Regions from separate parts of the Homo sapiens genome. Here region 1 is linked to region 2. A link is a contact called in ENCODE Hi-C or POLR2A ChIA-PET data. All regions are on one chromosome and are shown on one strand. The core of a region is the stretch at or near the end of the contact, and the rest is flanking DNA. Distances in the headings are between cores, read along the strand shown. Region 1 overlaps ROR1 (receptor tyrosine kinase like orphan receptor 1). Region 2 overlaps ROR1 (receptor tyrosine kinase like orphan receptor 1).

Evidence for each region. A loop is a pair of places that touch in the nucleus more often than their neighbours do. ChIA-PET counts read pairs that join two places held with the same protein, here RNA polymerase II (POLR2A). Pooled maps may share reads with other maps.
Region 1: a loop to region 2 is called in a map with no recorded cell type, with 5 times the contacts of the local background. The contact joins two enhancer-like sites. A Hi-C loop is called at or near these places in 3 of 37 single-sample maps with no recorded cell type and 2 of 50 pooled maps. POLR2A ChIA-PET finds 5 or more read pairs at or near these places in 2 of 52 experiments (OCI-LY7 and naive thymus-derived CD4-positive, alpha-beta T cell).

What each region holds. Positions count from the first base shown.
Region 1 is chr1:64,170,717-64,173,416 of GRCh38, reverse strand. All of the region lies in intron 8 of ROR1 (receptor tyrosine kinase like orphan receptor 1), which reads right to left. Among named protein-coding and RNA genes, the nearest start is that of UBE2U, 32 kb to the left of the region's middle. Within about 2 kb of position 1,261, at least 8 of the 41 ENCODE cell types and tissues checked have a DNase peak (open chromatin) inside an H3K27ac peak, as active enhancers do.
Region 2 is chr1:63,891,940-63,894,639 of GRCh38, reverse strand. All of the region lies in intron 1 of ROR1 (receptor tyrosine kinase like orphan receptor 1), which reads right to left. Among named protein-coding and RNA genes, the nearest start is that of ROR1, 120 kb to the right of the region's middle. RefSeq lists a silencer at 1,330-1,499. Within about 2 kb of position 1,444, at least 15 of the 41 ENCODE cell types and tissues checked have a DNase peak (open chromatin) inside an H3K27ac peak, as active enhancers do.

The DNA.
Region 1 (2,700 bases), core at 12-2,511, 280 kb before region 2:
TGGAATTATAATTGTTCTTCCTCCCTGTTCAGACACATGAAAGAAAGTAGATTTTACCCCAAAGTGTATCTTGTCCTATCTCACCAATATCCAGTGGGCCATATAGCATATAATCCCAAGTCTTCTCCAAGGAGTCATTTACTAGAGCTACTGAAAACTAAATTTGGGGGGTTTGCTTTGCAAAGAGGCATGGAAAGCATCTAAAATGGCAGAGTCCACAAAATCTTCCCTTCGAACACCTGTGCAGCTGCCAGCAAAGAAGTGCCCAGAAAAAAAATGCTCCTAGCTTGGTTTCAGGGGAACAATTTCCACAGTGATTTGCATTTTTAAGGTGCTCAAGTTACTTGGTACAAATGAATCCTAACTATAGACTCATTTTCAAATTTTACATAAATCCTGAACTAGTTAAAAAATCATAAAAACCCTTAAAGAAGCAGTCAGTAGACTGTACGGTGATGGCAGGAAATTAGCTGTATTGTTGAGGAACAGATGGTTTACATTATACAAACCCTTTAGGCTAAACTTGTTTAGGTCTGGCATATTGTAAATTATATTTTAGTAATGAAAGTGAAATGACCTCTGCTTGACCTCAAGTGGAGTTTGTCTGTTTGAACCAATGTGGTGGAAAACTATGAAAGAAAATGAAGTCATAAAGTTTTGGCAGTTCAATTTTGGCTCATTTCAAGTTAAGGGGTTATAAATCTGTTTAGTTTTTGTTTGACAAGTATTTGTCATACAGGGATGTACAAAATGTAAAGAAGTGTAAAATACACATGAGGCATGGTGCCAAAGTAAACCAAGTACAAAGGAAAACTGGAATGAATAGGGTCCCGGGCTCCTATCTCTTTATCACTCCCTCCATTAGTTGAAGGACAAGATGGCCTCGGTTTATTATATGCTGTAAGGCAATTAAGTACCTTAAAACTGAAACAGGCTTTCAGTTTCAATGTTAACATTTTTACTTCTCAAAGTAAACACACATCTGCCTTTAAAAAATTATATAAAATTATTATATGAAATAAAAGTTGATGCAGAAGTTAATACATTGTTCCAAGATGCTTCTTTCTTTAGAAATTTTTGAAAAGCAACAGTATTAGAGTTTAAATGAACTCTTTACGGAAGGAAAATTAAGGAAAAACATTTTAGATGCGAGTCATTTAGATGTGAGTCAGATGGGAAAATTGTAGTACTTTCTAAACTGCTGATAAGAGAGACCAGGCTGATACTGGTGGCTTTTTTCACCTTAGTCATGACTGCTAAGTGGGGATGTGGGGGAACTTTTAGATCTCTTAACTTTAGATATGAAAGCAATGAACTATGAGTAGCGTTTTTAAAAACTGTAATTACCTTGGTGGCTGTAGATGGATAAAGAGGGCAGACTCAGTGGCTTTATCTCTTTCCATCTTTGGGAAGTTATACCTTAGGTGACAATACATTTGAAATGACTCCTGGTGAAGCAGCCTACTACTAACCTATTTCCTGCTTACTTTAAGGAAGTGATTACCATAGGATATGCGGTGAGGATTTTGCAATAGCTGCCAACATTTGTATGCAACATGAAGCCTGCTCTGTCACTTTTTGCCTTGAACATAATGTCATATAATTGCTCTACTTTTGAGTCTAACTTGAAGTAGACACACAGATGAAAAACAGAGCTACATTAGGGTGCAGGGAATCGAGCCCAGGGTGGTTCTCTGGGACAGAAACGGGGCTTTAACAACAGTAGGTGCTGAAACAGGATCCATATTCATAAGTCAGCTCCAAACCTCCCCCTGTGGTCCCTTTCACTCAAGGCCAGTTAATTCCCCATGTTCTAATGTCCCAAGACTGACTGCTGCCCTTTTTCAAATCTATGCTATTCTTTTGAAGCTGATTCTGGCTGGACACAAGTGTCTACAGAAGAATAGCAGGTTTCACATGGCATTTGTGCTTGCCTCATGATATGGTTTGGCTGTGTCCCCACTCACATCTCATCTTGAATTCCCACATGTTGTGGGAGGGACCTGGTGGGAGGTAATTGAGTCAGGGGGCAGATCTTTCCCATGCTGTTCTTGTGATAGTGACTAAGTCTCATGAGATCTGATGGTTCTATAAGGGGGAGTTTCCCTGCATAAGCTCTCTCTGTGCCTGCTGCCATCCACGTAAGATGTGACTTGCTCCTCCTTGCCTTCCGTCATGATTGTGAGGCGCTCCCAGCCATGTGGAACTGTAAGTCCATTAAGCCTCTTTTTCTTCCCAGTCTCAGGTGTGTCTTTATCAGCAGTGTGAAAATGGACTAATATTGTAAATTGGTACCAGTAGAGTGGGGTGCTGCTGAAAAGATACCCGAAAATGTGGAAGTGACTTTGGAACTGGGTAACAGGCAGAGGTTGGAACAGTTTGGAGGGCTTAGAAGAAGACAGGAAAATGTGGGAAAGTTTGGAACTCCCTGGAGACTTGTTGAATGGCTTTGACCAAAATGCTGATAATGATAAGGACAATGAAATCCAGACTTAGGTGGTCTCAGATGGAGATGAGGAACTTGTTGGGAACTGAAGCAGAGGTGACTCTTGTTATGTTTTAGCAAAGAGACTGGCGGCATTTTTCCCCTGCCCTAGAGATTTGTGGAACTTTGAACTTGAGAGAGATGATTTAGGGTATTTGGCGGAAGAAATTTCTAAGCAGCAAAGCATTCAAGAGGTGATTTGGGTGCTGTTAAAG
Region 2 (2,700 bases), core at 195-2,694:
CTTCCTTATATTTCTCTTACCCACCTGTCCCAAAAACCTCCCCTGTGCTACAGGAGCCCCATCCTGAACATGATCAGTATAAACATCAGCTTCACAAAAATCAAGTGCACAAATGTAAGGTGTCTGTGGTGTGTGAAGATGATGGGAGGCTATATGTCTATGTATGAGGAATGCATTAATGAATGGGAAGGGTTTTTGCAGAGATCAATGCAATGGCATTTGATATCACCATCAAATTGCTTTCTCTTATAAACTTTTAGAATATAGTAGTCTCCCCCCTTATCTGTAGTTTTGGTTTCCATGGTTTTAGTTACCCAAGGTACCATGGTCTGAAAATATGGAATGGAAAATTGCAGAAATAATTCGTAAGTTTTAAATTATACACCATTCTCAGTAGCATAATGAAATCTTGGGCCATCCTGCTCCATCCTGCCCAGAATGTGAGTCACCCCTTTGTCCAGCATATTCCCACTTTCTATGCTACCTGCCCATGAGTCACTTAGTAGCTGTCTTGGTGATCAGATCGACTGCCACAATATCACGCACTTATGTTCAAGTAACCTTAATTTTACTTACTAAGAGTCCAAAAGCACAAGAGTAGTGATGCTGGCATTTGGATTTGCCAATAAACTATAAAGTGATAAGGTAAAAGATTGAAGTGAAAAGGTGAAAAAGATCTTGACTTAATGAGGAAAGAAAAAAATCGTATGCTGAGGTCACTAAGATCTACAGTAAAAATGAATCTTCTATGCATGAAATTGTAAAAAAGGAAAAAGAAATTCATGTTTAGTATATATAGAATTTGGTACTATCTGCAGTTTAGGCATCTACCAAGAATCCTGGAACATATTCCCAGGACACAGATAAGGGGGGACCACTGTATATCTCTTGACCCACTTTGTATAGCACCATCCAGAGATTACCGATACTTTTGATACCATTAATTGATGAAAAGACAGCTGCTTCGTTTCTTAGAAACACGGAAGCCTGTAAATGTAGCAAAGGCAACCAGAAAAAAAATAAGAGTCCATATGTCCACGCCCAGTCAGTAAACAACAAAATTAAGAAACCCACAAAAACCTTTTAACCTGGACATCATGAAGGATACTCTTGAAATGGTGTCATCAAAAATCAGCCTCTTTTCTATTCATATGGCATATTAGCAAGCACAGCAAACAAGTAAATAACCATCTTCAAGGCCAAATTTAATGAATTCTTTTTTTACCCCCCTCTTTTATCCCAGTCTCTATCTCTGCACTTCCAGGAGCTAGGTTTTCTCATGGCTGCTGCTCCTCTCCCACATGATGTAAGCAGAGAGCTGGAGAAACAGGGCCCTAAGCTGGGGACTGTGAGCAGCAAGCCTCTGACATCACTGGGTAGCAGGAAGTACCACAGGAGTCTGAGGTTTCACGCCTCACTGCCCTCTCAATACAAAAATCCTCCCAGTGACACTGTGCCCAGAAGATGTTTACTGCCTAAGCACACAGTCAATCTCCCCTCGAAGAAACATGCACAATCTCCCCTCGAAGAAACACAGTGGTAGACTGTGTCCACCACTCTAGAGACAGGGAAACCGCACCCTCTGCGGCTGACACCATAGAAATGAACTCATCTTTAAATCTGCCGTGCTGCTTTTTGCTTTCTTCTGCCAGCTGGTCCTTGGCAAAGCTACTTGATAAATCCAAACACATCAGTTTCACTGGCCACTGAAGGGCCTGTGCTTTTGGGAAACAGGCTTGCCATAAAGCTAGTCTTTGTGACGGCAGCTTCTGGTCTCTCCTGTCACCCCTATTGCCCTTCCCTGTTCTGTCTCTAGAAATCACAGACTGCATAGCTAGAAGGGCCTCAAGTCCTACTCCCTCCACTCTGCAGATGAGAAAGCCTAAGTTTAGAGAAGGTTGGCAACTTGTCCGAGTTTACAGGGCTCATTAGTGGTGGCAGAGCTTAGCCAAACCCAAGACTGCTGTCCAGTATGGACTTCCATAAGCATGGGTTTTACTGTAAGAAAAAAAATACTGGGTTTCAGTCCTCAGTGGCTAATCACTGGTTGGTGACCTAGGGCAAGTAACATTTATCTATCTGCCTTCTCAGGCTTTCACATCTGTAAAATAGACAATAAATATACAATAAACATAGTTACAGCTCACTACATGGATGTGAAACTGTGATACTTTCAAGTGTTTACAGGAATATGATTTGTGCTTTTTGTACAAATCATACCTTATAAACCACACTCAAGTCTCCTTAATGTGCTTAAAGACCCATGAAACCTCTGGGTCAGACAGATTCTTAACTCATCTTTTCAGATCCAATTTGTTATCATCTCCTTCAGAGCCTCCTCTGCCCTCCCAGATGCAGCGAAGTGCCCAGCTCCCCCGTACACATCTATCTTTGCACCATAGTATAACCGTTCCTTGTACCTTTTCCCCTATTCAATTGTGAGATTCAAGGAAATGAACTGTGTCTTAATCATAGTCCATTAATCTTTGCATTTCCAGCACCTAGCACTATTCATGGTCCATTAGAAGTGAATTAATGAATGCTTATTGAATTAAAGTAGAAGTGAATAAAATCACTAAGTAGTAGGGACAAACTAAAGGTGAATATACTTTCCTCCTTTGACTTGCTGAATTAGAGTTCTCCAGTGAACCAGAACCAAGAAGATATATATATGTAGAAATTCATTATGGGGGTTGGGTC